Linked DNA regions of Homo sapiens: region 1 is linked to region 2. A link is a loop called in an ENCODE intact Hi-C map of the cell type or tissue named here. Cell type or tissue: endothelial cell of umbilical vein. All regions are shown on one strand. Each heading gives the region's core, and the rest is flanking DNA. Links, peaks and the distances in the headings are about the cores only.

The links. Hi-C counts contacts between places; a loop is a spot of excess contacts. Peaks named below come from ENCODE experiments on the same cell type or tissue, not always from the same donor. Only the 100,000 strongest peaks of a DNase experiment are listed, where the experiment ranks them.
Region 1: it touches region 2 in a loop (2.2-fold over the local background); 6 of 110 quality-filtered maps call a loop at or near these places.

Annotation. Positions count from the first base shown.
Region 1 is chr4:16,020,372-16,035,399 of GRCh38, reverse strand. PROM1 (prominin 1) reads left to right here. Exons shown (of 28, transcript NM_006017.3): 5 at 1,891-2,096; 6 at 10,088-10,208; 7 at 11,042-11,105; 8 at 11,985-12,074. Among named protein-coding and RNA genes, the nearest start is that of PROM1, 56 kb to the left of the region's middle. In endothelial cell of umbilical vein, for the core only: a CTCF peak has its summit at 9,054 (motif pointing left); DNase peaks (open chromatin) are centred at 6,119 and 9,029; H3K27me3 peaks cover 436 bases.
Region 2 is chr4:16,133,916-16,150,857 of GRCh38, reverse strand. No RefSeq gene overlaps it. Among named protein-coding and RNA genes, the nearest start is that of PROM1, 58 kb to the right of the region's middle. In endothelial cell of umbilical vein, for the core only: no CTCF peak of the experiment used is centred there; a DNase peak (open chromatin) is centred at 9,877; H3K27ac peaks cover 867 bases.

The DNA.
Region 1 (15,028 bases), core at 4,283-12,282, 110 kb after region 2:
ATGTACAATTTGTATTTAAAGCTAAAATTAGTGCATTTAAAACATTTCAATATATCTTCTCTCCTGGGTTTTGGTTCAGTGTCTCCTGGAATTCAGATAGAATTTACATTTCTTTAAAATAGTAAACAATTTAGAATATTTGCTGAGAAATGATGGAAAAATACGTAAGTAAGAGTTTGGAATGTCTGGGCTGGTTTCTTAACTGACAAGTGGTATTGGTCCTCGAGGAAGGGTTAAGTCCCCTAATAATGCCTCTTCGTGGACATGGGATGGGGGTTAGCTTAAGCGTGAGCACATACTTGATGAACCCAGCAAGATTCAGCCACTCTTTTTTTTAAGCAATTTAATCTTAATATGGAAGTAGATAATATTCAAGTGCCAGATGCACCAGATTTACTAGTCTTGAGCATTTGCTCATAGAGTTAACTACCATTTATTGAATATCTACTGTGTGCTGGGCACTTGGCTAGTTGTTTTCACATTCAGTCATTTAGTTATTTGTCCCTCACAATATGTTTATGAAGTTAATGCTAATGTGACACCATCCACTTTAGGGACCTGGAAGCCCCCTGCTGGGATGTAAAGCAGGTCTCTCCTCCAAGACATCACATTTGCTCCCAGGAACAAGACTCGTGTTTTATTTTCCTTTGCTCAGCTTGGCTTCAGAATTCGCAGCTGTCTAGATTGTCCATTTAGTTGCAAACTGCCAACTTGCAATTTTCTGCCATTCTTTAGAAATATAAGCAGCTACATGCATGAATTGGAATGACATCAAGTTTCATCATCTAGTTGCATTAATTTTCGTTTATCCCGGAATAAAGTCAGCAGTGATTATGAAAATATGTTTAGGTCACATGATTGTATCTAGAAATTGTGCTGTTCCTAGGAACTCAGGAACCGTCTGAGACACGGACTGCCAAGGTCGGTCCTTCACTGTGGATCTGGCTCCTGGGCATGGCATGAGAGGCACCTTTAGTAAGTGTCTACTCAGTGCTTGGTCCTTTGTCACATTATTTCTAATCATGCGTTATCTCTAATTTTCACAATGACTTGACAAGGTACGTATTATTATTTCCAGTGTATCAGAGGAGGAACCTTGTGACTGGCCTGTGTTTAACGTGCCTGACTTAGAGTCTGAGCCTTTTTTCTAAATTAAGATACATTCCAGATTCTTGAGTAATTGTTTGCCAGCCAATCCAAAGTGCTTTGAATCTTTAACTTCTATTTTTGCAGTGTGCAAAGCGCCTTATATGTAGATTGTTATGCAAGTACTCCTGCCAAGATTTATTGATCCATTTAAAAACAAACAAAATACCTTTGGGGTTAAAATTAAACCATTTGCAGCTCAAACTAGCATTTAGACATCTTCCTAGGGGTTGAAAGACATCTTCCAGTAACCACTTGGCCATGTATTTAATTACTCAATTCTCTGCTTCCTCTGTTTCAAAAAGGAGTTTCAAAATGGAAAAAAATACATACATATATATATATATATATGTACACATTCAGATTCAACTAATGATGGCAGATAGGTTAAAAAAATGAAACATGGCCAGGTGCGGTGGCTTACACCTGTAATCCCAGCACTTTGGGAGGCTGAGGCAGGTAGATTGCTTGAGGCCAGGAGTTCAAGACCAGCCTGGACAACATGGTGAAACCCTGTCTCTACTAAAAATACAGTACTCGGGAGGCTGAGGCCCAAGAATCGCTTGAACCCAGGAGGCAGAGGTTGCAGTGAGCCGAAATCGCGCCACTGCGCTCCAGCCTGGGCAACAGAGCGAGACCCTGTCTCAAAAAAAAAAAAAAAAAAAAAGAACTTTGTACACCATGGAATGTTCTACTTATTATTTTGTGCTACAATATGTGCTGTTTCTTTTGTTTGAATTGCAGATTGTCTACTATGAAGCAGGGATTATTCTATGCTGTGTCCTGGGGCTGCTGTTTATTATTCTGATGCCTCTGGTGGGGTATTTCTTTTGTATGTGTCGTTGCTGTAACAAATGTGGTGGAGAAATGCACCAGCGACAGAAGGAAAATGGGCCCTTCCTGAGGAAATGCTTTGCAATCTCCCTGTTGGTGATTTGTATAATAATAAGGCAAGTACAATATTGGACAACAACTGATTGTGTTTTAGGCTGATGAAGAGTGTCTCACATTTTTATGGTTAAACCATGAGTTTAAAACTAAACAAAATAGCAACAATGAAAAAAAAACCCACCAAACAGAAAAGAGAGAGCACAAGCGCTTGTCTAGAGTGATTCGAAAGGATCTCATTATCATCAGACATTAGCGTTGTAATGAAGCTGCCCCAGCTGAGCTGATGAGCCAGCCCTTTGGTATTTTTTTCCTCTTGAAGGTATCCTGAGAAATCTTGGACTGCAGAAAGGACTTACCTCCCAGCACAGCAGACTCCTCTTAATTAGCTATTTGCAGGCAGGCAGCATGCAGAAAAGAGAGATGGATCTGCAAGTTGATTTGCTAGTTGAGTCCAAAGGAATCTTGATGGACTGATGCAGTCCCTGAATTTGGAAATTTGAAAATATTGTAGAATGCAATTGACTTTCTAATAATAAACTCATTTTTCTTTTATGTGCTGTTAATCCGCTACCCTCCCTTAAGTCTGGAACACACTTCACGATTTAGGGTATTTCTGCTGCAGTGTCTGCTGCTTTCAAAAGTTTTCCAGTTGACTGGCAGATCAGAAATACATTGCTTTTAAGATGACGTTTTTTCGAGTCCAAATTAGATTGCTCATCTGAAGATGAGTGCGCCACAGCAGTGTTCCCTTGTTATGTTGCTTGGTTATTGTTCCACATTTCCTCATTCATTCCGCCACTGTTTCATGCAGCAGCAGAAATCAATGTGCCTATGACATGAAGGCACAGCAAGGGTTGGCCAACAGCATTCTCTTTGTTGTTTCTCCAAACACCACACGTGCTCAGTAGCCGTAAGATTTTTTTCAAGTTTTACTAAGGAAGTGATATTCAGGAATTTTAACAGAAAACAGTAAGTCCTGTGAGTTGGAGTTCTAGCTGCAAACCCAAGAAGGAAAGCCTTTAAGTGTGGCCACCAGCAGGGGTCTGATAAGATGTGTATGGCTTAGGGTGACCACTCATTGGAATGCAGTGTACCCATTGAAGAGGACTGGGCAGCTCTGGATTTGTTGATACCAGTCACCATGACAGATGAAGTGAAAAAGCAGGTTGCAGACCATGTGTAGAACATGGTAACTATGTTAAAAAAAAAAAAGATCAGGAAGGAGACACAAGCACTGGGTCATATTTTTATAGAGCAGATGGGATGTGAAAGGGTTGACAAGAAACTGGCAACAGTGGTTGCCTCTGGAAAGGAAATTGAGGGTTGTGGAGGGGAAGGAAGGAAACTCATTTCTTGCTGTAGCTGGGCTTTTTGTCTCTTTTGATTATGTACCAGGCTCGGGTATTACCTATTGAATTAACTTAACTGAAACTTGAACAGTGACAAAAAAAATCTTCACAACAGACAAAGGCCAATGCATTACCACTTACTCCAGGGCAGTGACTATTTAAGCAAAGACATACTTTTGCTCATAATAGTGGAATAATCGACCTTAACTATATATGTGTGTAAACAAGATCCAAGTGAATGTGTTAGCTGACTTCATGCATTGTTGGTTAGCCTGAGAGTTACTTGTTTTGTCTCCATGACATTGGGGTGTGGGCATCTCTGCCTGTCAATCTCTCTCTCCCTCTCTCTCTCTCTTTTCTTCCCTTTTCTGTCTCTCCTTGCCTCTCTGTATTTTTCTGTCACTGTCTGTCTCTTTCTCTGTGTCTCCAAAAATCATTTGATCCTTGCTATTTTTTTCACATTTGATTTTGAGAGGCAGTTTGGGATCAGGTCAGTAGTGGTCATTCCAAATGTCCCTGTCTCTCTCTGCTTTGTATTTGATATACTCTAAGGAATGCACAGACTCCTAGTTATAGGGGTAGTTACCTCTTTTTCAGCTACCAGAAGAATCTCGGTTACAGCCCTGAAACCTGTCAAACCCACCAGGGATCCCTGGTGTGTTTCCTGTAAGCCTGAAACTTACACGCCACATTTGTCTAGACACTTGCACAGCCATGTTTACCCGCTCCATACACCCTGGACCTCAAAGATGAGACTCGGATGTGAAAGCATCATCTGAAAATATTGCCCTTAGGGCTTCTAGTTAGAATGATTACTTATTTAACAAGTTAATAATTTTCACTTGATGTCAATACATATAGTATAATTTCAGGAAAATTCTTTATTGAATGTAGTTATTTATTTACCTGAATAAGTGTTTACATGTGTAATAATCGGTTTCCAATATATTGGGTTTCTTTGTTTTTTTGAGACAGAATCTCGCTGTGTCACCCAGGTTGGAGTGCAGTGGCGCTATCACAGCTCACTCCAACCTCCGCCTCCCGGGTTCAAGTCATTCTTGTGCCTCAGCCTTCCTAGTAGCTGGGATTACAAGCATGCGCCACCAGGCCCGGCAGATTTTTGTATTTTTAGTAGAGACGGGGTTTCACCATGTTGGCCAGGCTGGTCTCAAACTCCTGGCCTCAAATGATCTGCCCTCCTCGACCTCCCAAAGTGCTAGGATTACAGGTGTGAGCCACCGTGCCTAGCCACTACAATGGGTTTCTTTTTCAAAATTGAACTTTTATTTGCATTACATATAGTTATGTGTTATGCATGTTATAGTTCACTCTCAGCTGATTGAGTTATTTACATTATGTTGAAAATGCCAAAATATATCAACAATAAAGCTACAAAGTAAAAAATAAACTTGGCTTCCATTTATATATAAAATGAAAGCTACCGTTTTGTTAATTCTTGAGAACTCAGACCTATCAAATCAATATATGTTTTTTCTAAGTATATTTTAATTTAGAAAATTCTTTTTAAAAATGCATGCTGTGATTCTATACCCTCCTACACATTCAGTTAAAACAATTTTTTTCCCCACCCAAGTAAAACATTAATGTGAAAATTGTAATTTTAGATTTCAATATAATTAAACCAAAATTGATCAACTGAGATTGTGACAAAACTAAAACTAATTTGATTTCATATAGCACATTGAATTTATGTATAAATTATAAATAGGCTTAAATAAGAGTAGTGTGTGAATTTTTTTTTCTCACTTTAAATTCTGATGAGAATTTAAGCTTCTTTGCCTTGAACTTTTTGATTTACGGTAGCTATTTTAATGGCTTCCTTTTGAAACCCCCACTGGTTTGCAAATACCTTAAACATCATGAGTTGCATAATACCTACATATTGTTTGCAAGTAATCCAAGCTAGGCAGGAGGATTAAAGACCTGGGGAAAGTTAAGATTTCTCTATTATGAGTAGTTAGACAGGAGAAGAAAGAATGTCAACAAAATCAGAAGATTAGATAAAAATAAGAAGGACAAGAATGTCAACAAAATTGGAAGGCAGAAAGGGAAAGAAAGGAAGTGGAGGGAAAGATAGGAGAGTGGACTCTCTCTTGTTTAATGCAGGGCCTCTAGCTGACATTGACTTCAGCGGAGATGGGACACTATTGAGAAATAATCTTTGCATGTGATTTTTAAAAAATTCTTTCAGAAACCCAGAGCAGTCCACCTGCCTTTTATTGGACTCAATTTCATTTTGTGGCTCAAAATATTACAATTAAATGCAGTTGGTTTTCAAGTTAGTTTTGAGCATCCTTTTTTATTTTAAAAAATGTAAATCTTTTCTTTAGGGGGTGAAGGGAAGACATAGGTGTTAAGGAGAAAGATGCCCTAGCAGATGTGCAATCTACGTGGGCATGTTCTTTCTCTGAGGGTTCCCAGAGGCAGCTGTGGAATGTGAGAATTCCGTAGACACTGACATATGTTTATGCAGTCTGTTTGACCATCAGCACAAGATCGAATTTCCACCCCTCACTGTAGACTGTTAAGCAGATGTGTCTTACTCCAGAAAAAGCCAACTTTCTTCTCCTTTCTTTCTTTTTGCTTGTCACCGCTGCATTTCTCATAAAGGTTATGGAAGGAAAAAAAAAAACCATGACTTGACTTCCTTTGTATGTTTCTAAGTTTCTGAGTATGATAAGCCAGTCTTGCTAATAATTCCCATGGTGAATTGAATTCCAGTCATTTTCAGGAAGCTGGCTATTTTCAAAGTTCATTTTATACTAGGACGTGATTGCCAATTCCTGAATGGGAGGCTACAAGGTTGTGGAAAAAAGATTGAGCTAGATGTAGCAGTCCTGAAAATCATGAAACTTTCTTCATGTGAATGAGGTCTGGTTACTTACAGTTTAAATGTAATTTTTCTGTTTTTTAATAAGAGAGCTGTTATAGACTGAAAGCATTTGTTTGGCTTTCTTTGGCTAATTTTATTAAATCAGTAGAAATTGGTAAGAGCAATACAGTTACAAGTTTTAAAGTAAAGGTTTAAAAGTAAGGTTTAGCCTTACTCTGTAAAAAGCTTGTAAGTGTATATGTGAGAAAATTGTTTTTTCCATAATAAAATATGGAAGATGTAAGGCCATAAAAATAAAAATTCCTATCTTCTGCTAAAAATTCTAAGAGATTTTGTTGTACTGCTTAAAAGCATATGTTTTAGATTGTTTAAAGGCATTTATGTCAAATGCCAGAGAACTGATATTCACTGAAATATGATTTCCTTTTTGTGTTAGGTAAATGTCTCTTGGTATCATTGTATTCTAATAATTGACTGGAGGTTGTTCAAATAAAAATATTTATTCACATACCTTTTTTTTGCTAAAAAATACACTGAACAACAGGGAGTGTCTAAATCAATACCTCAAAGCATAATTTCTTTGTTCTTTATTTGTGTTTGAATAGAAGGTTTAAATTTGAGATTGCACATGGAGACCATCAGTTGGTCTGCATAGTATTTAAATTTTTTTTGTTAGTTGCTAATATTTAAAAATTGGGATATTTCACATAAGAATCCAGATTCCCAGATTTTTGTGGATAATGGGAAGATACGGTAATATTTATCTGCCATCATGGTGGTGCTTTTGAGACCTGCAGATTTAGCTGCTCCTCCAGCCCATTTTTGATCTCCCAGCTCCCATGACCCCCTGCTACCCAATTTTTCTTTAATGCTTTCTGCCTGCTTACACAGGCATTAGAATTTAAATACAAAATTTACTTTGTGCATTAGTTTGAAAATCAGCTTTGAAAATCACTAACTTCTACTCTATAATTATACTTAGTAGAGATTTTTTTTCTTTTTCTCTTTAATAATGGGGTCTTGCTATATTGCCCATGCTGGACTTGGAACTCCTGGGCTCAAGTGATTATCCCATGTCGGTGTCCCAAGTAGCTAGGATTACAGGCGTGTGCCACCACACCCAGCTTAGTACAGTTTTTTTAAAAAATTATCAATGCTTTAATTTTAATTAGATCTATTATCGATTAGTAGAAATGTAGGTCTAAAATATGTAGCATTGAAATCGAGTGTTGTAGTGAAATGTATTGCAATTCATTTCACTGACTGATGATCTTGTGAGTAAGGACATTTATTCAATAAAGGCACAAAGACAGTTTCTGACTCACACTTAGACATACGGCCAGTCTTCTAAATAGCCCAAATGAAACCAAAGCTTGACCCCTAAACTCACCTTCCTGGAGCACCCGGTGTAGACAAGACTGCATTATACAAAGTTAACAAAGAAGTAGTTTCCACCTCTTTTTAGGAAAATTAAACATAGATAAGAATAAAGACACATTAGAGTCTGAAGTGAGACATATCCCATCAGAATTAAAGGGAGCCTCTGGGAGTTCAAGGCAAGGAGGTTCTTCTCCCTCTTGGGGATGGGTGGAGGGGTCAGTGAGGGTCAAGTGAAAGTGGACTTGGACTGGTGCTTTTCTCCCAAGTTCACTTTGACTTCTTGTATCTGGAATCTGACGAGTGAATAAAATAATCTGGGCATGCTGGGAAGAGAGAGCAAGAGTCCCCATTGTGAACATCAGGTATGTTCAGGTGGTGAGCCTGACTTGTCATGGTCTAGCATGTTTTGAATTTGGCATGGCAGCAAGCTCCAGGTGCATTGCTGACTCAACTTTTGTGTGTGTGTGTGTGTGTGTGTGTGTTTCTTCTTCACAAAACTCCAAAATCATTATTTTGAGTCATTTGACCTCTTTGGCATGAGTGCCTGATTTCATAACTCTTATTGCTGTAGTGCATTGACTCCCAAAATACCAATGCAAATTTAGGACAAATTATAAGGCGGTCATTCCAAATGGGACAGAATATTGTTAATATTTATTTTATAAGATTACCATCAGAATTAACCCAAACTTAAAAATCTTAGAGAACGTGTACATCCAGTACTACTCTCCTTTACAGCTTGAGAAGCACTTATCTAATCTAAGTTAGACTGGATCTAATTTATCTAATTACACCTAAAGATCTAAACTGATCTTTTCAGTTTGGAGGTACCAACTGGAGTCCACAGAAAGAAAGTGATTTTCTTTGGCTTGTACAGTACGGTGGTGGCAGGACAGGACCCAGAACCCAAATCTTGTGCCCCTAGTCTAGTATTCAGTACACTGCAACTTGTTGACCATAGGAAATATCCCTCAACGTTATATTACATAAACTTTTTTGGAGCATTTTGGGAAACCTAATAGACCTATGTTATACTGCAAAGGAAAAGTATGTTTTGAAACCAGTAATGAACCAATGCTCCTTGGAATGTATTTATACTATAAGTGGGGTGAATAACTGTCCCCATTTACCCAGGATGGAGAAATGGGACATGGGATTTTAGGTACAAAAAATGGGATGTTTAGTCATCCTACCCGTAATTATATGCACGATAAAGCCTCAAGACATTGCTTTTGCTGAAGAGGCAATGTATTGATTTTCTGCATCTGATATGTTTTTAAAGTTTGCCTATTATTTGCAAAACTTTAGTTCTAAAACCATATCTACATCTTCCACTGGATGATTACAAACTAACAAGTTTTTTACTTGCTTCTGCAGGTAAAAATAGTTCGGCTATGTTTATGTAGTTCCTTACTGCCATCTAGTGGCCAAATTCAACAGAACCTTGGCAATTAGCACCTTCTAATGGAACGTTTTTTGCCACAAAAACAGGCCAATTGGTCAAATTATTTTAAGTCAAAGGATTATTAGTAACTAGTCAACAGTAAGAGCCCTTAAAAATTATTACATTAGACATTTTAGATGGCTTGAAAAAAGACGTTTTGGTTTTTTCACATAGAGAAGGCTTTCCTGTAAGATGCCTTTCATATGGCGTTTTTGCAGCTTTTTTTGAAGTATATTTCACATGGAGGAAAGTGTCCTTTTCACAAGTACATATGCGTAAGTGTCCATGAAGTGAATCCACCCACGAACAGAGTACTCTGCCATTCTACCCCTGCTCTGGGCATAACCACTGACTTCCAGCACCACCGTTTCACTTGTTTTTGCACTTTCTGTAGATGAAATAAAACATAGGTGCTCTGTTGTATGTGGCTTCTCACATACCATTTTAATGCTAAAGTAACTCATGTTACTTTCCAACCTGGACAATACAGGCACTAACAGACAATTAGAGAAACCAAAAGCCTTAGAAGCCCAAGTACTCTTAACCATTTTGATGTTTTTTTCTATAGCCTTCTTTGGGGGGTCAGGGAGCAGAAGTGTGTGTGTGTGTGTGTGTGCGTGTGTGTGTGTTCACACACATGCATATGTTCACACAGGAGGGTGTGTACACACATTCACATGAGGACAGGAATGGGACTGGATCATGCATGCTGCCTTATAACCTTTTTGCACCTATTTCCTCCACAATTTGTTGTGAACATTGTTCCATTGACGAGAGTCATTTTGAACAGAATGGAAATTTGCCTCCTCTGAGAGGACTGAGTCCTGTTTTGTAGCCCCTACGTGGGTGGTGGTTTGACTGTGGGATGGCGGTGGGAAGGATGTGGGAGGAGAGGGCAGCGGGAGAGGAAAGGCCAGTCCTTCTGCGGGCTCCTCCCTGACTCCTGCTCTGCTGCCTGGACCTGGACAAAGAACCATGGACCACACAGTAAATGCTCTTTCTTCTCTCTGCCTTTTCCTGCAGCATTGGCATCTTCTATGGTTTTGTGGCAAATCACCAGGTAAGAACCCGGATCAAAAGGAGTCGGAAACTGGCAGATAGCAATTTCAAGGACTTGCGAACTCTCTTGAATGAAACTCCAGAGGTAAAAACCATCATCTCTATGTACCGCGATGCTTTATATTTTTGGTTTTTTGGAGTTCCTGTGTATATTTGGAATCTCAATCAAACCTTCTAGAAACACAGTGAATCAGCGTAGACTGGTGTTATCTGTTAATGTCCTGGATGAATAAATAAAGCCCTGGAAAGTGATTTTCAAGAGTACAAAAGCCGAATTTCAGAATTGGTGTTTTTATTTTATTGAGATATAACTTAACATTACAGTACATATTATAGAAGGACTTAACACTTTTAAGGTTCTTATGATTTTTTAAAAAAATGAAAGTTTTTGGGCCTTATTATCCTTTCTTTTTGGCAGTATAGTTAACTTTCCATCACTTGTACAAAGTTACTCTTGTAATGAAACCATCCAGCTTTATAAACATCCATTTGCTAATGTCTGCATAGATATATCGAATTCCTTGGGAAGGACACACAAGCAGTCTCTATCACACACACACACATACACACACACACGTACACATACTCACGGACACACAAATTGTCTTTAGAGAAGGGCAATGGGATGGTTGAAGGTTGGGGATGGGAGAGGAAGTACCCTTTCTTCTGTATTCCAGAAGTATGTTGATGAATTACCTATTCAGAACATCGTTTTAAAAAGTGTCTGGGCAGGAAGCAGCCTAAATGTGTGATGCTCATGGGTTCCAACTTGTCAGAAAGCAGAAAGGTTTCTAGGAACTTGCTGGTTACCTGAAAATGTCCTGATTCAGGAAAACTTTTGTATATTAAATCTCTTTTTGCCCTCTTATTGCCTTTGGACCTTAGAAGGGGAGGTTTCACAGAATGTTCTTTTTTCAGCAAATCAAATATATATTGGCCCAGTACAACACTACCAAGGACAAGGCGTTCACAGATCTGAACAGTGAGTAAAATTTAAAGTTGCTTCACATTTTTTTTCTTTGTTTTGACTCATCTCCCATAAAACATGGACTAAGAAATGACGTACGTGAAAGTTGGGGGAAGACAGAAAGATGATTCCCTAGCCTTATTGCCAATGTGTCATTTGTTACTCAGCGATTAGAATCTAGCCCTCATCGAAGGCATCTGTTTCACAGGCAGCAGGACCTTTTGTTTTTTCATTTTACACTTACTGGAAAGCTTTAGCATTCTTGCAGTCACAAGCTCTCATTCTCCATTTCCTTCGTGAGGGAAAGATTGTTTTCCTGCCAGGTGCCCTGCACAGACGCAGCCAGCTCCTCAGAGAAACCGGTGGCTTCAGAAATGGCTGGATGGAGAGGGCTCAACCCTGCATGCCACGGTTTAGCTTAGTGCTTCTCAACTGGGGGTTGATGTTTGGCACATTTGGTGACATCTGGAGACATTTTGGGTTGTCACAATGAGGTGAAGGTGGGGTGGGGACAGTGCTACCAACATCTAGCGTGTCAAAGCCAGGGATGTCTCTAAGCATCCCGTAATGCTCACAACAGCCCCCACCAGAGTGCAGTCCAGGTGCGAACTCTGGTCTAGCCGAAGAGGTTAGATACACAGAGAGTTACACACAGGTCAAGATGATAACACCATGCTCCTGGTGAGTCTGTAGTGATTAATTTTTCACTGGGGAACAGTTGGTGCGGAGACCCTGAAGAGAAATCTCCATACACGAGTTTAACCCCTAGACAGGGTCCAGGATGCAAATGGGTTTTGCAGCAGGAGGGGCTTGAGGCAGTGTGGAGAGAATGAGGGAGGGGTGGAGAGATGAGCAGAGGCCACCCTCACCATCTTTGTGCTTATTTGCATGTAGGTATCAATTCAGTGCTAGGAGGCGGAATTCTTGACCGACTGAGACCCAACATCATCCCTGTTCTTGATGAGATTAAGTCCATGGCAACAGGTAAGCAGTGGGCAAAAATGACCAAAGAAAGTTCCATCCAGGAGTCCCTGGGCTTGGCAGGCTTGCTCACTCTTTTCTTGTTCCCTGAGAGCTGGCTTGGGGAGAGCCACCGTCCGTGGCCATGCAGACAGTTCAGGTCAAGACACTGTGTTGCAATAGCTTGGTGGTGCTCTTTATTAAAGCTTGTGCCAAAGCTGTTGCCATTTCAGATGATAGGGCGGAATTTGTTAGGGGCCCACCACCTGTTTTTTAAACACAGTTTTATCGGAACACAGCCATACGCATTTGTTTAGATATCATCTGTGGCCGTTTTCGTGCTATGATGGCAGAGTTGAGTCGTTGGAAGAGACATAGTGTAACCCACAAAACCTAAAATATTTACCGTCTATCTGGCCTTTTATAGAAAAATTTGTTGACCCTGATACAGAAGACGAGGAACCTATAGACATTTAGGTCAATCAGAGGGAAATTGATTCCTTTTTCCTTCCTGAAAGAGAAACTTAGAAGCAAGAAATATACATATATATCTTAAGCCTCCATGGTCAATGGTATAAGTGACAGATATACTGATTTTAATAAACTGCATGCTCCACTGTAATGAAAAAAGACCTCCTAGGCCCTTCCTAATGTTGAGAAAAATGTCCTTGCTAGGTACTTGATAGAGAGGACAATTACATCTATGTAAAACACTCATTTTGCCAATATGAATTTTACTTTCATGAGCTAGCATCCCTGAGAACATAGTCCATAAAGAAGAGAATTGCGTGGAAATTGGAAAATTATTCCAGTTCCTTTTGGCATGCCTTATAGTTCAACAACTGAGACAAATGTGCAGAAACTGGAGGACGTGCAGAACAGGCCAGGAGTTGTTAAGATGAGTCCTAACTAATTGAAAGGCCTTTCCTTCCCTTTCTCCTTGACCCTGCAAAGGGTCCAGCCAACAACAACATTCTCGACATCGACAATAACATCACGAACAACATCCTCTGTTGTTGATGGCTTAGATTTCTCTAGACATCTGTTCTCTTCATTACCAACCATTTTCTTTCCAGGCAAGGAAACGGAGGCCCAGAGAAGGGATATGACCTCAGAGACCATTGCCTCCTGCCTTCCTGTCCTGGCTTTTTCCACGTGGCTTCTCCATTCCTTCTTTCTTTCCTTCCTCCCTCCCTCCCTCCCTTTCTTTCTTTCCCTCCTTCCCTTCTTCCCTCCTTCCCTCCTTCCTTCCTTTCTCCTTCCCTCTCTCCCCTACTCCTTTCTTCCTTGCACACCTGGCCCCTGTCCATCATTCCAGTCTCATTTCCTGTCTGGGACACTCATCTCTGATGTCCCTTCCTCTTCTTGTAAGAACATCAGTTCTGTTGGATTAGGGACCCACCCTTATGACCTTATTTAACGTTAGTTACCTCCCTAAACTTCACATCAGTGGTTAGGGCTTCAACATACGAATCTGGGGGAGACATACTTCAGTCCATAGCAATTGGGTAGCTGGGGGAAGTGGTGGAGTTGGGATTCAGACCCCGTTCTAGCAAGAGCCCGTGTTACCTGGACCACCCTAGATGGGACTTAGTACCTTGAAGAGTGTTAAGATGGCGGGTGTTGTGGTGACATCCACAAGGAGGCAACACATGCACCTCTGGAGGGAGAATTGGAAATCTGGGATTCCAGTGCTCACATGGCCCCAGATGATGCCAGGCAACACTGCAGCCTGGATCCCTCGTGCGTCAGTGCGTTTGCAATATTGAACAAGATCTTTTTGTTTTCCAAAAGCTTCAAAGTATTTTATGTCTATAACATATTAACTGGGTTGTAACTCTGGGAGTCATTCCAGGCCCACCAAGCTCACATATATTATGTGACTGCAATGTTGAAGAGATCACATATATTATGTTCGCAATATTGAAGAGATCCAAGGTCTCTTCCAGCCCCAAATTAAGTAACAGTGAAGGCTGGGCAAAAGTATATGAATGATGGACTGTGGTTGATGCATACCTTTACTTTTTGCCCAATGTTCTTGCAATTTTTAGTAACTGAATTTTAGTACTTTTTAGGTAAAAGATAACTCAAAGATTCTCTTTTTCTCTTCAGTGCCTCGTGTGTTATTATTAAAGTTCTTTTTTTTTGTTTTTTTAATTCAGCTGGAATAAGTTAAAATTTAGCCTCTGGTGTTGCCAGAACTTCTTAAAACATGCTTAATAAACTACTCCAGCATTTTTTTTTTTTTTTTGGCTAAAAATGATTTGCAGCCCTGTGTGTTTAGTGGGTTTTGGAGAGAGCAGAAACATGCAATTATTTTGGTGTGCAAATCATATTTGGACTGCAGATCAGGACCTATAAAGGAAATATACTATGGGCTGGCAAAATGGTAATTAAGTAAAATTAAGAACCTTAGATATCTTTTCCACTTACTTCAGATACATAACATATATGATCCTGGTGGGCCTGGACTGACTTCCAGAGTTACAACCCAGTTAATAGTTTATAGACATAAAATACTTTGAAGCTTTTGGAAAACATGTATTTATTACTTCTGAGTCCTCCGTGTGACATGACAGAATATTATCCATGGGCTAGAATGGCTATGAACAGTGCTTAATACACATTTCCTGGGCCATGCATTTATTTTATCACCTGTCATTCTCTGTTGTTGTTGGTGGTGGTGGTGGTGGTTCTTGCCTTAAGATAACTTATCCTGAAGTCAAAGTGAAAAGGGCCGTGAGGAGTAAACCACAGAACATTAAAACATGAAGTGTGTTTTAGCCTGCTCTTTTGTGTTCTTCTGTGTATTTCTGAGTATTTCTGTGTATTTCTGGTGTATTTCTGTGTATTTCTGGTTGCAGCTGAGTTCTTTTCTGTTTTGCTGTGGTTAATATTTATTGAGCTTCTGCTATGATCCAGATACCAGACTTCATGCTTCACCGACAATACTGGATGATAGGTGGGAGAGATGAAAA
Region 2 (16,942 bases), core at 5,220-13,219:
ATCAGCTTCCTTTGTCATAAAGGTGACAGTCGGTGATGGTCAGAGGGTGGTGGATAGGGAAGAGGTCCTTTGCCCACAATGCCTTTATGACTGGATTATGCTCGTAAGGGAGGGGATGTCTAACAGCTTATCATGGGTACTGCAAAAGTATAAAGTAGTCTTCAGGGAATGAAGAGGGATCTTATTTAAAGGGATTCTTAACTCATCATCTTCCATTCACTCATTCATTCACTCAACAAACTAAGTGGGAAGAAGAGTCTCAGAGGATCACTTTTACTGCTCTGCATTCCATATAAGAAATAGCCATGGTAGGCTGGACACTGTGGCTCACGCCTGTAATCCTAGCACTTTGGGAGGCTGAGGAAGGCAGATTGCCTGAGCTTAGGAGTTCAAGACCAGCCTGGGCAACATGGCAAAACCCCGTCTCTACTAAAAATACAAAAAAAATTTAGCCGGGCATGGTGGTGCACTCCTGTAATCCCAGCTACTCTGGAGGCTGAGGCACAAGAATCACTTGAACCTGGGAGGTGGAGGTTGCAGTGAGCCAAGATTGTGCCTTGGCACTCCAACCTGGGTGACAGAACAAGACTCTGTCTCCAAAAAAAAAAGAAAGAAAAAAAGAAATAGCCATCTGAAACTCCTTATCATATTTATTAAAATACTGATTGCCACAAATACCACAGAGAGTTTCAGATGGCTGTTTCTTATAAGTAATTTTAAAAATAGATACATACACTTCTATACATTGAGTTTTTGTGGGTAAAGGCTGTGGACAAATAACTAATGAGCCAGGAAACAAAATCTCCATTTTCCGATAAGGTAGGGCTCCCCTGCTCTGAGAGATGAGAGAAATGATCAAGATGTGATGATAATAAATCTTTGCATATTGTAGAGCCTGGAACTTTCTGTACTGTGTTCTCATCAACTATCTTCTCTACTAGATTAAATCGGTTTAATTATCTTCATTTTTCAGAGCAGGAAAGGCCTGCAAAGGCTAGACAGCCTGGCCTAGGTCACAGATCACACACTAGCCATGAAGTCAAGACCCACCCAAATGCAAGTCTCTGACCCACAGCTGTGGATTTGTCCCACCCCACTGCTTGAAGAGAGCACCCTACTGCCACAATAAATTGCATTCCTATGATTTCCTAATTAAAATGGCAGTAATTAGCTCTGTCATTTTAACATAGATCACTGATACCAATGTAGTCTTTTCCTTCACTTGCAAAAGTCCTTTTGCTTCCCACTACTTAATTAGGCCACAGGATAATCCCCCTAGCAAGCTCCTGACCCCATTTGAAAAGCTGAGGTCTTATCTCGTTGCAGAAGCAGCATCCTAACTGGGAATTAGAGTCTTCTATGTGTCCGTGAACTCTGTCTACAAACACAAAGGCAGCCTCCTCACCCCTGGGTTTCGTCCTAGAGTGGTTCATTTTCCCGCGCTACTGTTATGATCAAATGACATCAAGCTTTTACATTTAAATAGCCATTTACAACTCATCAACCCTGCGATTTAGAGAGAAGCTGCAAGCTCAAAGTAATACAGTAAGTGGCAGAGGCAGGATTTAAATCCAGGCAGGCTGGCTTCAGACCCTACTTGAACCCTTGTCTGGTCCGCTCCCTCTGCAGCCTTTCTGCGGTGCTGAGAGCAGTGTTTGATAGCTGGACCAGGTCCAGTCCGTAGAAGGAGCAAGACCAGCAGAGCAGCGAAAGGTGCTAGAACTGTCCTCTTCTATGGGCCCCTCCAGATGACATGCACATCAGCTGATTCCACACAGGGACCAAAGGGTACAGAGGAAAGAGGGATGGGTACTTGCCATATCCTGTCTTAATCCTCACAGCAAGGAGGGTAATATCTCAGGCCTATAGCTGAGGAGCCTGAGATCTAGGCAGGCCAAGTGAACCCCCTAAAATCATGCAGCAGGTGGGGAGATGAGAATTAAACCCAGTCTGTCTGATGCAAAAGACCATTCCGCTATGGCAGACGGAAGGGTGGCAACATCATCCCATTCAGAATCAGAGGAAACAATCCCAGGTGCAACTGGTGCCAGTCATCAAAGAGGATTAAGAAAGAGCCATTGGCAGCTAAATGTTGTAACTGGCAGTATAAACCAGGCTCAGGCAGTGTCAAAGGCTCCTTAGTTAAAACCTCAATAATTCCAGGGCTTTTGTTTCTCAAGGATCAAGATCCAAGACACATTACAGATGGAACATGCTTTCCTTAGGGGAGCCAGACTCAGTTGTTTCCGAGAAAAATCAAGACTCACGTTGACATGTCCTGCTTCCTTCCATATAATGCAGAATTCAGCCAGTTCTCAGACTGACCCACATTCAGAAGACCCTGCGGTCTCCCCTTCATGATACCTGGGCATCCAGTGGTAGCAAGATGACAAAACACACAAAGCAAGATGGTAGAGGGAGGGTGTAGTTCCTAGAGCGACTGGAAGGACAGGATGAGAAGAGTGGCTAGGGAAAGGTGAGTTCCCCACTCTCTTCATTCAGACACAGTCTCTTCTGTGAGGCCACCTCCACCTGTGAGGTCCAAGGAATAAGGAGGACAGGTCATGTCTCCCTTGCTGCCCTTACCCACACCTGCCCTCTTCCCCACTGTAGGAACCTCTGACCCACCCTTCTTCAGTGGAAGAACTGCCAAGACCTACATGAAAAGATGAGATCCATTTGGGGAGATTAGCATTACATGTCTCCCTGCTCAGGAGACAGCCTCTGGGGCTGGAGGCCAGGAGAGCTACCGAAGCTGGCGGGACAGCCCAGGAAGCCAAGTTCCCTAAATATCCCTTTTCCCACTCCACCTTGGAGTAATAAGGCAGACCCCTGAAAGAGCAAGTTCTCAGAGGCCCACTCCTGGAGGACACCTGCACACTTGCTATGTCCCAAGATTCTCCCCATTCAAAGGACAACACCTGGCATGGCTAAGGCCTGAGTCTATTCCAATTGGTGCCTATGCCTTTGGGTTGCAAAATATTTTATATCTCACGCTAGGTTCTGAATAAAATTTTATCAGACAAAAAGTTTTCTACTGCTTTAAAACAATTGAAAACCATTCTCCTGTGCTTTGCCACCCCTCTCTATGTCCAAGGTTTCTAACTGGAGCCCACACTTGATTTTAGTCTAAAATCAATAATCAATAAAAAATAATGGAATGTCAAGTTACAAGAAAAAATCGTGGCTGGGCGCGGTGGCTCACACCTGTAATCCTAGCACTTTGGGAGACTGAGGCAGGTGGATTGCCCGAGCTCAGGAGTTCAGCACCGGCCTGGGCAACATGGTGAAACCCTGTCTCTACTAAAATACAAAAAAATTAGCCGGGTGTGGCGGCATGCACCTGTAGTCCCAGCTACTCGGGAGGCTGAGGCAGGAGAATTGCTTGAACTCAGGAGGCGCAGGTTGCAGTGAGCTGAGATTGCGCCACTGCACTCCAACCTGGGCAACAGAGCGAGACCCCATCCTCACCCCTGCCCCAAAAAATCATAAAGCATGAAACATATTTGGAAATTATATGACAAAGGTGATATTGCCATAAAAAAATCAATAAGAAAAAAGAGAGCTCAATGGAAAAGAAGAAAGGGATATGCAAAACTGATTCCAGAAAAAATTTAATGCATACAGCCAGTAAGCATAAAAATATGCAATCTCTCAAGTAACTTAAAAATTACAAGTTGAAACAAGAACAAGAGACTAGTTTTTGCATATTAAATTAATACAAGATAATGAAGAACTATAAAACCAATGCTGATTGGGATCATGAGCACTTTCTGCATTTTTGGTAGAAAGTATAAATTAATATGACTTTTCTGGGCCCAGAGCTATTTGACAGAAGGTATCAAAAGAATTAAAAGATACATAAACTCAGTATATTTTGGGGTTCAGAATGATTAACAGCTCAAGTTCTAGATTCAGATAAACTAAGTTTGATCACAGTATTTGCTGTTCATAGCTGCTTAACTTTAGGCAAGTCACTGAATCTCCAAGTCTCAGTTATTTTATCTGTAAAATGGGATTAATTTTAGTGCCCGCTTCCTAAGTTTCTCTGAATGCTTTTTTTCTTTTTTTAGATGGAGTCTCACTCTGTCACCCAGTCTGTAGTGCAGTGGCATGATCTCAGCTCACTGCAAACTCCTCCTCCTGGGTTCACGCCATTCTCCTGCCTCAGCCTCCCAAGTAGCTGGGACTACAGGCACCTGCCACCATGAGTTTCTCTGAATATTAATTGCAGCAACATTTGCAAGGCACTTCACTTAGTCACTGACTTTTAGTAAGCGCTCAACAAATATTCACTGTTTTATTGTCATTAAGAATCTATTTTAGGAACATGTGATTTGTTCACAATGTTCTTTATAATAACACAAGTTATGATGATGTCTAAAAAATGTGGTGTTTAAATTAATTATAGTTCATCCACATAATACATTTCCATAGAGATATTTTAAAATATAACATCTTTATTGACATAGAAAAATGCTTCTATCATATCGCTAGTGTGAACCCTAAATATCTGAGACAGGTCCAGTCAATTTAGAAAGTTTATTTTGCCGAGGTTAAGGATGTGTGCCTATGACACAGCCTCAGGAGGGCCTGATGACATGCTCCCAAGGTGGCTGGAGAACAGCTTGGTTTAATACATTTTAGGGAGACATGAGACATCAATCAACATATGTAAGTTGAACATTGGTTCTGTCCAGAAAAGCAGGACAACTTGAAGCAAAAGCGGGACAACTCAAAACAGCAAGGAAGACTTCCAGGTCATAGGTAGATAAGAGACAAATGGTTGCATTCTTTTGAGTTTCTGATAAACCTTTCCAAAGGAAGCAATCAGATATGCATTTATCTCAGTGAACAGAGGGATGATTTTGAATGGAATGGGAGGCAGGTTGGCCCTAAGCAGTTCCCAGTTTGACTTTTCCCTTTAGCTTAGTGATTTTGGGGCCCCAAGATTTATTTTCCTTTCACCCTAGCAAAGGAGAAACAGGCGAAAAACTATAATAGGAAACTATATTTTTAAGTCTTTACAAAGAGCCAAGAACATTGGTTGAACTGTTGAGTGATTATCATATTTGTGTGTGTGGTCAGACTCCCACGTGTTTTTTTTTCATTATGCGATTTTTAAAAACTAGGCTTTTGTGTTTTTTTATTGTTATATCATAGTTGTACATATTTGGTAGGTACATGTTATTGGGGGAACCTGCCCCCCAATATTTCAATGTAGGTTCTTTCTATTTTCCGTAAGTGTCGGCCAGCTGAGCAATAAAGAGAAAGAGTACAAAGAGAGGAATTTTACAGCTGGGCCACTGGGGGTGACATCACATATCAGTAGGACCGTCATGCCCACCTGAGCCTCAAATCAGCAAGTTTTTTATTAAGGGTTCCAAAAGGTGAGGGGGTGTGAGAACAGGGAGTAGATCACATGCTTCAAAGGGCAAAAAGCAGAACTACTAATAAGGGTCCAACAAAGATCACAAGGCAAAGGGCAAAAGTAGAACCACTGATAAGGGTCTATGTTCAGCGGCGCACGTATTGTCTTGATAAACATCTTAAACAACAGAAAACAGGGTTCGAGAGCAGAGAACTGGTCTGACCACGAATTTACCAGGGCAGAGTTTTTTCCCCACCCTAGTAAGCCTGAGGGTACTGCAGGAGACCAGGGCGTATCTCAGTCCTTATCTCAACCGCATAAGACAGACACTCCCAGAGCGGCCGTTTATAGACCTCCCCCCAGGAACACATTCCTTTCCCAGGGTATTAGTATTAGTATTCCTTGCTAGGAAAAGAATTCAGCGATATCTCTCCCACTTGCATGTCTGTTTATAGGCTCTCTGCAAGAAGAAAAATAAGGCTCTTTTTGCCCGCCCCCGCTGGCAGTCAGACCTTATGGTTGTCTTCCCTTGTTCCCTAAAAATCACTGTTATTCTGTTTTTGTTCAAGGTGCACTGATTTCATATTGTTCAAACACACATGTTTTACAATCAATTTGTAGAGTTAACACAATTATCACAGTGGTCCTGAGGTGATGTACGTCCTCAGCTTACGAAGATAACAGGATTAAGAGATTAAAGTAAAGACAGGCATAAGAAATTATAAAAGTATTATTTGGGAACTGATAAATGCCCATGAAATCTTCAAAATTTATGTTCCTCTGCTGCGGCTCCAGCCGGTCCCTCCATTCGGGGTCCCTGACTTCCCGCAACACGTGTGATATTTTGACACATGTGTAAAAGGCTTAATGATCAAATCAGAGCAATTGGTATATCCATCACCTCAAACATTTATCTTTTATTTGTATTGGGAACATTACAATTCTTCCAGCTGTATTGAAATGTACAATAAATTATCGTTAGCTATAATTTCCCTACTATACTATAAAATCATAGGATTTATTCCTTCTACCTAACTGTATTTTTGCATGCATTTATTTTTTTAAACCAGTTTTAGGTTCACATAAAAATTGAGTGTAATGTACTGAGTTCCCATATGTTCTCCACCCACCACACTCACAGCCACCCCCACTATCAACGTCCCCCACCAGGGTGGTGCATTTGTTAGAACTGATGACAATTCTACATTGACGCATCATTATCATCCAAAGTTCATAGTTTTCGTTAGGGTTCACTCTTGGTGCTGTACATTCTTTGAGCTTTGACAAATGAGTAATGACATGGATCCACCATCATAGTATCATATGGAATAGTTTCACTGCACTAAATATCCTCTGTGCTCTGCCTCTTCATCCTTCCTTCCCCACAATCCCTAGCAACAACTGAACTTTTTACTGTCTCTATAATTTTACCTTTTTCAGAATGTCATATACAGCATTTGGAATTATACAGTGTGTAGCTTTTCACACTGGATCCTTTCACATAGAAATACGCATTTAAGCTTCCTTCACATCTTTTCATGGCTTGGCAGCTCATTTAAGCATTGAATAATATTTCGTATTCTGGATGTCCCACAGTGTATTTACTCATTCATCTGTTGAAGGACATCTTGGTGCTTTTAAATCTTGGCGATTATGAATAAAGCTGCTAAAAATGTCCACATGCAAGTTTTTATAATTTTTATAGCATCTTTATTGACATGTAATTCATATATCATAAAATTCACCCATTTAAAGTGTACAAGTCAATAATTTCTAGTATATTCACAGAGTTGTACAACCATCACCATGATCAATGTTAGAACACTTTTGTAACCCTCCAAAGAAACCCTATACTCACTAGTAGCCACCCACCCACCCCAGCCTTAGGAAATCACTAACCTACTGTCTATCTATAGATTTATGAACTCTGGACATTTCATGAAAGTGGAATCATACAACAGGTGGTCTTTTGTGACTGGCTGCTTTTACTTAGCATAACATTTTTAAGGTTTATCCATGTCACAGCACATATCAGCACTTCATTCCTTTGTATTGCTGAATAACATTTATTGTATAGATACACCATATTTTCTTTACCTACACATTAATTAGTAGACATTTAGATTGCTTCCACCTTTAGATGCTGTTGTGAACATTCATGTACACACTGTTCTGTAGACCTATAATTTCATTTCTCTTGGGCATATCCCCAGGAGTGGAATTGCTGAGTCACATGGTAACTCTGTCTAACTTTCTAAGGACCTGCCAATCTGTTTTGTAAAGTAGCTGTACCAGAAGCCAGCAGACTATGAGGGTTCCAATATCTCCCACCCTTACCAACCCTGCTATTATCTGTCTTTTTTATGACAGCCATCCTAGTGGGTGTGGTGGCTTGTTTTCATACAAGGTCCATTTCTCTGTTTTACAATGATGTGTATTACTTTAGTAATCGTGAGGGGTGTGTTATTAAAACAAACCATAAAAGTCACAAAGTCCTCTGCTGGGATTTCCATTAGCAAAAGTGCACAGAAATGCAGTTCCAGTTTGGGAAGTTGGGTGGGCATCTGTGGGAGAACAGGGACATGGGGGGAAGTCTTTGCAGCCTGCCTCTATTGCTGTTCTCTGAGGCTCTGACCTCACTCCACCGTTTCCCCAACCACACCTGGCTGCCCTCTATGGGCATGGCGATGGCAGCCTCCTCCACAGCTCATTCTTCATGTGCAGTTCTTTCTCCAGGCTGTGTAGTGTGGTTGGAAGCCTCCTGGCCTGCAGAGTTAGGTAGACCTGGGTGTGAACCCTGCTGTGGGACCTCTGCTAGTGCATAACCTCTTGAGCTTTGCCATCCTCTATAAAACTGAGACACATCTCAGCCTCATGGCGTTGCCGATGGCTAAATGCAAAACAGCTGTCCAGGGTGCTCACAAGAGTTGTGTCCTCTGCCCCCCTTTTCTGCACTTCTGCTCTGTGCATGTGGGGATTGGCCCTCTCTGCCTGCATTTCAGGTTTACTTTCTGGTTTGGGTCTCACTTCACTCTGCTCCTTGGCTAGTGGGCAACAGAAAGCACTACACGATTAGAAGACCTCTAAGGGTATTACAGGAAGATGCTGGAAAGAGCACTGAGCTTTGTTAGGTCCTCTTATAGGCAATGTCAGCCCCCAGCAAGGACCAAACCTTTATCAAAAGGTAAGGTTCAGAACTACGCACCTCAAATATGCTCCAGGTCACCAGTTTAACTTAGTGCATCCAGTATTGCTGGAGTGTACGTGTGATTAGTACTGTGCTCCCGGAGAGTCTCAAACTCCAGATGTCTCAGAGATAGTCAAATGACAGGGGACTTTTTTTTCTTTTTAAGTGCAAACCTAATAATGTGATCATTGTCTGTGTAGCCCAAGTTACAGAACTGAAAGCAATGCTAAGAATTGTAGCAGTCGCTATTAATTGAGGATTTAATGCCTTTAACTCTACTAGTGGTTTACAGACACTATCTTAATCCTCTGGCACTCATGAGCTTCCTTGTAGCCCCATTTCCTTGCCTTCTCAAATGTTGCAGAAGCAATTCCTTGCCCAGTTTGTGTTTTTATTCTGTATTTTTGATGCTTTGACATCTTGGGGCTTTGCTGACCCTGGAGGGACCACCCCTTACTGGACTAGCGAATTCCTAGGAATAGCAAATGTCTGGTGTGTGAGCCAATGTGCCTTTCATATGCAAACCAACCAATCCAGAGCCATACCCCAACCACCTCCTATATCTGTTCTCATACTCCAGGCCACTATCTGCCTGCTCTAATCACCCCAGGGCTGGACAACCGGGGTCAGCCCTAGGGAAAGACAATTAGGGACACACAACCAGGGGCAGCCCCTGTGCCCAAGAGCCTGCTAAGATTATTCAAATTAGACAATCCTAAAGCTGCTGACACTACCTCACCTGTTCCTCCCTGTGGAAACCTCAGTAAAGGACTAACATGGGTGCTTCTCCATGTGGCCCTGCACGCCCTGCTTCTAGGGACCTGTGAGTAGCAAACTTCTTCATGACAGTCACTTTCATGTCTCACCATAACAGCTTAAAACAAATTTGGGATGCCTTTTAAACACTCCTAGAGACCCAGTCTAGAGCCACCCAACTTCCTGACAGCTTTCAGATGATTTCTGGAAGCACCTAATTAACTGTATTAATTCTCTGTATACCTAAAACCCACTAGGGGACTTTCTGTTTCCTGCCATTAACTCTGATGATAGAGTAACTTACTCTGGACTGTGGAGCTGACCATGGACAAAGACACACACTGTTCACCTTGAGCAACCAAGCCCTCTACCAGGAAGCTCTACTCTATTTACACTGGTATTTGGATCCTAATCTACAGTCCCAAAGGCTTGCCTCTCTGAAAGCATTTCCCCAACCACAGAATGTTGCTCTGTCCATTATATGGCCTTTGTTGGCCAGCTTCCAGGTAAAGCTGTTGCCTGAGTAAGTGTTTTGAAATTCCTTGAGGTCTGGATCATTTCCCTGTAGTGACCTGGGCTCCAGGTTTGGTTTCAGTCCCTGGGGGACAAGAATCCAAGACTTCAGTGAAGCTGAACTGAGCCTTCTTTCCATTTATGGAGAAGCCCAGGAGATGCCAGGGAATCTGAGAAAACTTTCTTCTGCCTCCAACATTTTCAGAATAGTGCTTTGGCTCTCCTTGAGGCTTAGAGGAAAGTTTTGGGCCAGAGCCCATCAGATATTCCTACCTATATGTTTCCTGTGGACTCTTTGGGGAAACTTCTCACAGTCTAGGTAGATCCTATAGCATGTTCTAGTAGTAAAAAGATTGAAGTCCAATTTAAGCCACTCAGATCTTCTGTTTCGCTTTTTTTTTTTTTTTTTTCCATCTCACGTCCCATTCAAAGCAGTTGCCTTTTCCCCAGCTTAGGCAAGGACAGCCCCAGGAATAGGACCCGGTGTGTCCCTCATATGCCCTGTTGCACCTGGAGCTGGGGGAAGGGGTGGGTGGCGGAGGGGAGATGTGAACTCAAGGCTGCCTCACCTGACTCTTGGAGTATCTGGCCATGGGTCTTCTATGTGGCAGATGCCCAAAGGTTGGCCCTTATATTAGTTTGCTAGGGTTGCCATAGCAGCATATCTCAAACTGGGTGTCCTACATCAACAGAAATTTATTCTCTCACAGTTCTGAAAGCTAGAAGTCCAAAATCAAGGTGTTGGCAGGACCAGCCTCCCTCTGAAACCCCTGGGGCAGGGTCATATTTTGCCTTTTCCAGCTTCTGGCAGCCCCCGAAGCACTATCCTTAGATAGTGATACCATGACTCCAATCTTTGCATCTATTCAAATGGTGCTCTCTTCTCTGTGTCTGTTTCCAAATTTCCCTTTTCTGATAAGTACAACAGTCATATTGGATTAAGGGCCCCCCCTGGTCCACTACAACCTCATTCTAACTGATTACATCAGCCCCAACCCCATTCCCAAATAAGGTCACCTTCACAGGTTCTAGGGGTGAGGAATTCATTCAACACATCTTTTTGAGGGACACAGTTCAACCCATAACAGCCCTCTTTCTTTTCTCTCTTCCAAGAGGTACCTTTTGTGGGTTCTTCAGAGATATCCACTAGCCTCACTTCCACCCCTGCCCCCACCTGGGGCCTGCTGGCATGATAGATGCACCCTCTGTTCTGACCTCTCCCAGCTCCTTCTCATCTCTTCATCTCCCGCCCCAGGGGCCCGCCCTGGAGTTCTGCCAGGCAGCCTGCTTGGGCAGGGTTGTTTCCAGGGTGGCTCTAGTCCGGCCCCTTCCTTGGTGTTCCCTCTGCCCAGCCAGTCTCTGGGGGTGCAGGCTGCTCCCCAGGCTGCCTGACCATCCTCCTCATGCATCCTGGACATCTTCAGGAAAAAAGCTGACTCTAGTGTGTGACCTCCAAAGTTCAGGAGGCCAAGGTGTCACCCAGCATTGTCACTGCACTCTGCTCTGGCCTTGTAGTGGCCCTGGGTGCACAGTTTAGCAGCTTAGGAGACATTCAGCACGTAGTCAGAAACCAGACTGGCCCATGGACACCCCTTCCCCTCCCCAGAGATTCTCCTGCCCCTTCCCCTCATTTAGGATGAGGAGCCCTGGCTTTTCTCTTTCCTCTCAGAAAAGAAGGAGAAACAAGTTAGGCACAATGGTGTGGGTCTGTAGCCCCAGCTCCTCAAGAGGCTGAGCTGCGAGGATCCCTCGGGCCCAGGAGCTCAAGGCTGCAGTGAGCTATGATTGTGCCACTGCATTCCAGCCTGGGTGACACAGCGAGACTCTGCCTCTAAAAATAATAAAAAGGAGGACAAACACTGTCACAAGCTCCACATCTGTGCATTTGCTTTAAGGGATAGCTTTCTCTGATCAATCTTCTCTGAATTTCTTATCTCTTGTGTAGGTTGGAAGTGAGCGGTGAGCAAGGGTCACAGGTTTTTGCAGATTTGGGCATTTCTGTGGTCATGTGTCTAACGCCTCCTTTTAAAATGTGTGAGAACCCATTGACTTCACTTCTGGGGACTCAGGAAATCTCAATGGAGAAGTTCCATTCAGCATCCTGGTTGGTGGATGAGGTGCCTCGTTCATAGAAAACCCTTGGTAAATGGCAGTCTTGAAAGTCCAGGTTCCAATGACTGCAGTTCCAAAGTGCTGCCATTTCCTTTCATGCATGCTACTAGCAGATATTAGGATTTTTCACCTTTAAGATGATGCAAAAGCCATATGCATTTAGTAGAAACAGTACTTCAAGTACCCATACAACCATTCTGTTTTCACTTTCAGTTATAGCATTCAATACATTACATAAGATATTTAGCACTTGATTACCAAATAGGCTTAGATGATTTGCCCCCCGTGGGCTAATGTAAGTGTTCTGAGCGTGGGTAGGCGAGGCTAAGCTATGGTATCTGGTGGGTTATGTGTAGTAAATGCATTTTCAGCTTACAGCCACAAGGACTGCAGGAAATGTCGTGCCCCTCCAATGCAAGCGCAACGAAAGACAAGCTACCAAGTTTCTGCTCTTTCCTCGGTACTATACTGTTGTCTCCCAGGTCCCTGAACTTGGATAGGTGGAAACTGGCGCATGTGCAAGTGAGCTGAGCCATCCGAAACCCCTTCCAAGAGAGCTTTTGTGACCATTTCATCTAAAAGAGAACCCACTCCATGCCCAGTCTTGCTTTGCCCTTTGTAACTGTTCTTCTGAGTAGTTATCATTACCTGAAACTACATTAAATTATACAGATGCCCACAGTTACATCTCCATAAACCCATCATAAGTTAAAAATATTGTAAACTGAAAATGCATTTAATACACCTAACCCACCAAATATCATAGCTTAGCCTAGCCTATGTTAAATATGCTCAGAACACTTACACTAGCCTACAGTTAGGCAAATCATCTAACACAAAGCTTATTTAGTAATCCAGTGCTAAATATCTTATGTAATGTATTGAGTGCTGTACTGAAAGTGAATACAGAATGGTTGTATGCGTACTTGAAGTACTGTTTCTACTAAATGCATATTGCTTTTGGATCCTCTTATGGGTAAAAAATTCTAAATTGAACCATCATAAGTTGGTGACCATCTGTAGATTGTCTTTTCTTCATTGGATTATAAACTTCAGAGAACCAGGCCCTGTCTGCTGTGTTTTCTGTAGCACCCAGGGTTTAAAACAGCCTAACACAGGGTGGGGGCAGTGGGTTGGATGGTGCCCCTTCACCAAAATATACATCCATTAAAATCTGTGCATCTGACTTTATTTGGGGAAAGGGTCTTTGAAGATATAATGAAGTTAAGGATCTTGAGTTGAGATTATTCTGGATTAAGCTGGGTCCTAAATCTAATGACAAGTGTCCTCCTGAGAGAAGAGAATGTGGGGAGACACAGAGGAGAAGACTGTGTGAGGTCAGAGGCAGTTTGGAGTTACACAGCCACAAACCAAGGATGCCTGGAGCTGCCTGAAGCCACCAGAAGCCAGAAGAGGCAAGAAGAGATTCCCACTAGATCCTCTCAATACAGGGGCCACAGTCCTGTCCCTGTCAACACACTGATTTCAGTTGGTAAATGTTTGCTGAGTGAGTGAATGAGGTATTTCTGCATCATCCCTTGCAGCCGTATTCAACCCCTTTCTTTGGGATCCTGGAGAGCTCATCGCATCAGGAGGTCACCTCTAAAGTGGAGAGCTCTCAAGTTGGTGTCAGGACCATTGAGTTTAAGTCTGAGCTCTGCTATTAAATGTCAGTTCCTGCTCCTGGCCTCAGTCTCCCAGTTGGAAGAGATGTCTCCATGATCTATGATCTGCAGGAACACTATGGAGACCAAGAAGGTTCTCAAAGCACCTCTCTCTAGGCAGCCCTGTGTGCCCCAGGTCTGAGGCCTCAGCTGGCAGAAGGCCTCCGGGGTCCCTCCAGAGCAGGGCACGGGCTGTGTGCCCAGCAGTGGCAGCTGCTGTGTGTCTATGTCTGCCCAACCCTCAGTGTCTTGTAGTTACCTTAGTGACCATCTCTTTCCCAGGGCTCCTGGCAGCAGATGGGAGCAGCTGGCGGTAGGGCTGGGGTAAGTTGTTCCCTGGCTAGGAGACAAGCCTTGCCCACCACAAAGGACTTTTACTTCTGGGTCACGGTGGGGGATAATCGCTTAGGGATGTCACCTATTGGTTATAAAGGCTTGTTTTCCATTCCATGGATGTAGGGATGCCCTTTGGTTTTGCCATGTTTCCTGGAAAGTCTGGCCACCTTCCTAACATAGAGAAATGTCTTAACATTGGACGTTTGAAAAAATCTACAGAAAGCCCTATTTATCTACAAAACTCCTTAGAATACTGTTGGAGGGCAAACCCTGGGTTAATTTCATCAGGCTTATGAGGAATTTAAAAAATTCAGATCCCCAAATATTTGAGATGAAGTTCAGCCAACCTCAGTCTTCTGACCTTTCCAGTGACTCCGATTCCTCCTGGGCAGCTGCTAGCCTGTTACAGCAATTACATCCCTGACAGCTGGGTGGAATCAAAAGGACATTGGGGTAGGTTTCAGAACATGTGAGCCCTACATCAACTTATGTGACTTCAGGAAAGTTCCTAGATCTCTCTGGGCCTCTGTTGGCTCATTGGAAAAATAGAGATCACAGTATCTGCTGTGTCCACCTCAGGAGGTATTGAGAGTATCCAGGTACTCTTTGGAAGGGCTTCCTAAGAAAGGGTTTGGAGAACCCAGGGCTTGGATGAGAAAGCAGGTGAAGAGGGCTTGGTGTGCAGTGAAGGATTTATCTTGCCCAAAGAAAGGTGTGGCTTCTATCCCTACTTCTGAGGGGTAAGCCCTAAGCCCTTGAAATGTTTTGCCGAGTTGGAGTGTCTTTGTTTATTCGGGGGTCTTGGACTATGTCATATAGGCTATGCTAGAATTGTGATTTATGGTGGGGCCCTGGGACCACAGTTCAACCTCTGGAGAGACTGGATACTAATCTCAGCCATGTGGGTTGTCAGCTGTGTCTACATGGCTGACCTCCAGCAAAAACTCTGGACACCAAGGCTCTGGTGAGCTTCACTGGTTGGCAATACTTGTGTTGCTACACATCAGCATTGCCAACATTGTGTTACCACACATCATTGTTGAAAGAGGTAATCACTGTCCACATATGCCACTGGGAGAGCACAATTGGAGGCTTATCCCTGGACCCTGCCTTGCGTGCCTCTTCTTGTTGCTGATTTTAGTCTGTGTCCTTTCACTGTAATAATCAAAACTGTAAGCATGACAGCTTTGCTGAGTTCTGTGATCCTTCTAGTGAATTACTAAGCTCAAGGGTGGTCTTAGGGACCCTTTCCCCAACATAAACTTGTATGTGGAGAATGGGCAACAGTCAAGAAAGGCTCAGCAGCAGAGAATGCCCAAGCAGGTCCCAGGGAAATATGGGATGGGACACTACCCCTGGGTTCCACTGGACACTCACTGCTGTTCCTGCCCTACCCTCACCTCTGCCATGGCCTCTCCATTCTGCCACCGCCACAGGAAATTGTCTCTAATAATCCTGCATCTTTGCACTTCTCCCTCAAGACTCAAAATCCTGGGAAGAAGCACCTAATTAGCTAAACCTGGTTGCTCGGGGTTGGGAGAGGATTTGCCTAGTAGAGGGAATCATGCTTCTCACCTGGATGAACACAATGGGAAATCCCTCTATCCCCCAAGTAAGAAGGGTGTTCCATGCTGAGAAGTCAAGAAAGATATTTATCGCAAATGAATCATATGGATTTTTCCATCTCCAGAACTCATCTCTGAAATTAAAGAGTAGAGGAAAACTGCTTGGAAGCAAGTGGGTTTCATGGGTGTGTGGAATCTATGCAGTTGCATGGGGCCCCAGACTCAGAATGACTCTGCCCTTATTTTAATGTTCTGTTACTGTCTTGAAATACTTAATTTTTCAGTAAGAGTCCCACATTTTGATTTGTATTGGGCCCTGCAAATTATGGAGCTTGTCCTGCTGGGAAAGCACCAAGCATCATGCAAATGCAAGGGCTGGCTATAACCTTCAAAATTACTTTCACAGCTGACTCTTTTTTTTTTAATTACTCATTTTGACTTAGACTTAAAGACACTACCATCTGTCCCACTGGTTATACCTCAAAAAAAAAAAACACCCTCTTTGGGCGCCAGTGGCTTTCTAAACACTAGACCCACTGGCCTGCTCTGCCGTTGTCTGCTCCATTTGACTTCGAGCTCTCGGTGCTTCCGCTCCATTTCTCTCTCCCTTTCCCTCCAGCCATGCTCCTCCCTGGATCTTGGCCATTCTACACTGCCCTACTTTGCCCCTATTTCTCCAGCTGCTGTTTCTTTGTCTTCTTCACTGGTTCCATTTGCTATACTTCCCCTCTGCCCTTCAAACCTGGATGTACCCCCAGGGAGAGTTTTCTTCTGTGTCTTTTCTCCTCTCTAGACATGCTGGATTTCTCTTGTGCCTTCAAGCAGTACTTTTCAGCTGAGGCTTCTAAGGTGGCTGTTCTGACCAGCTGTGGCTGCACCACGTGGATATCGCAGCAAGTCCACACCTACTATCATCAGCAGGGCCACATCTATCTACCCCATGGACCTCCTGATTCTACCTATGTGACCATCAGTCTTCCATCTTAATTGGTCTTAACTTCTTTTCTGCCTCCATATTGCTGTCATGTGGTGCCTTCTAGCTGTGTCTCACATGGTGGAAGGGGTGAGCAAGTTCCCTGGGGTCTCTCTTATCAAGGCATTAATCCTGTTTATGGTAGCTCTGCCCCCCACGACCTAATCAGGGCACTAATCCCATTCATGATGGCTCCTAACCCCCAGGGTAATGGTATTAGGAGGTGGAGCCTTTAGGAGGTCCATTACCTTTGGAGCTAGAATTTCAACATGTAGTTTGGAGGGGACACTAACATTCAGACAGTAGCATGACCCCCAGTGCAGATATTGTGAAGCCCCAACAGCCTTCTTGGATGTGGTAGTGACCTTGAGGGTACAACAGAATGAGGAAGCAAAAAAATAGAAACCAAATCCACAATGGCTATGGAGTCATCATTCTGCCCTGAGCAGTCCGCCTCCAGACTCC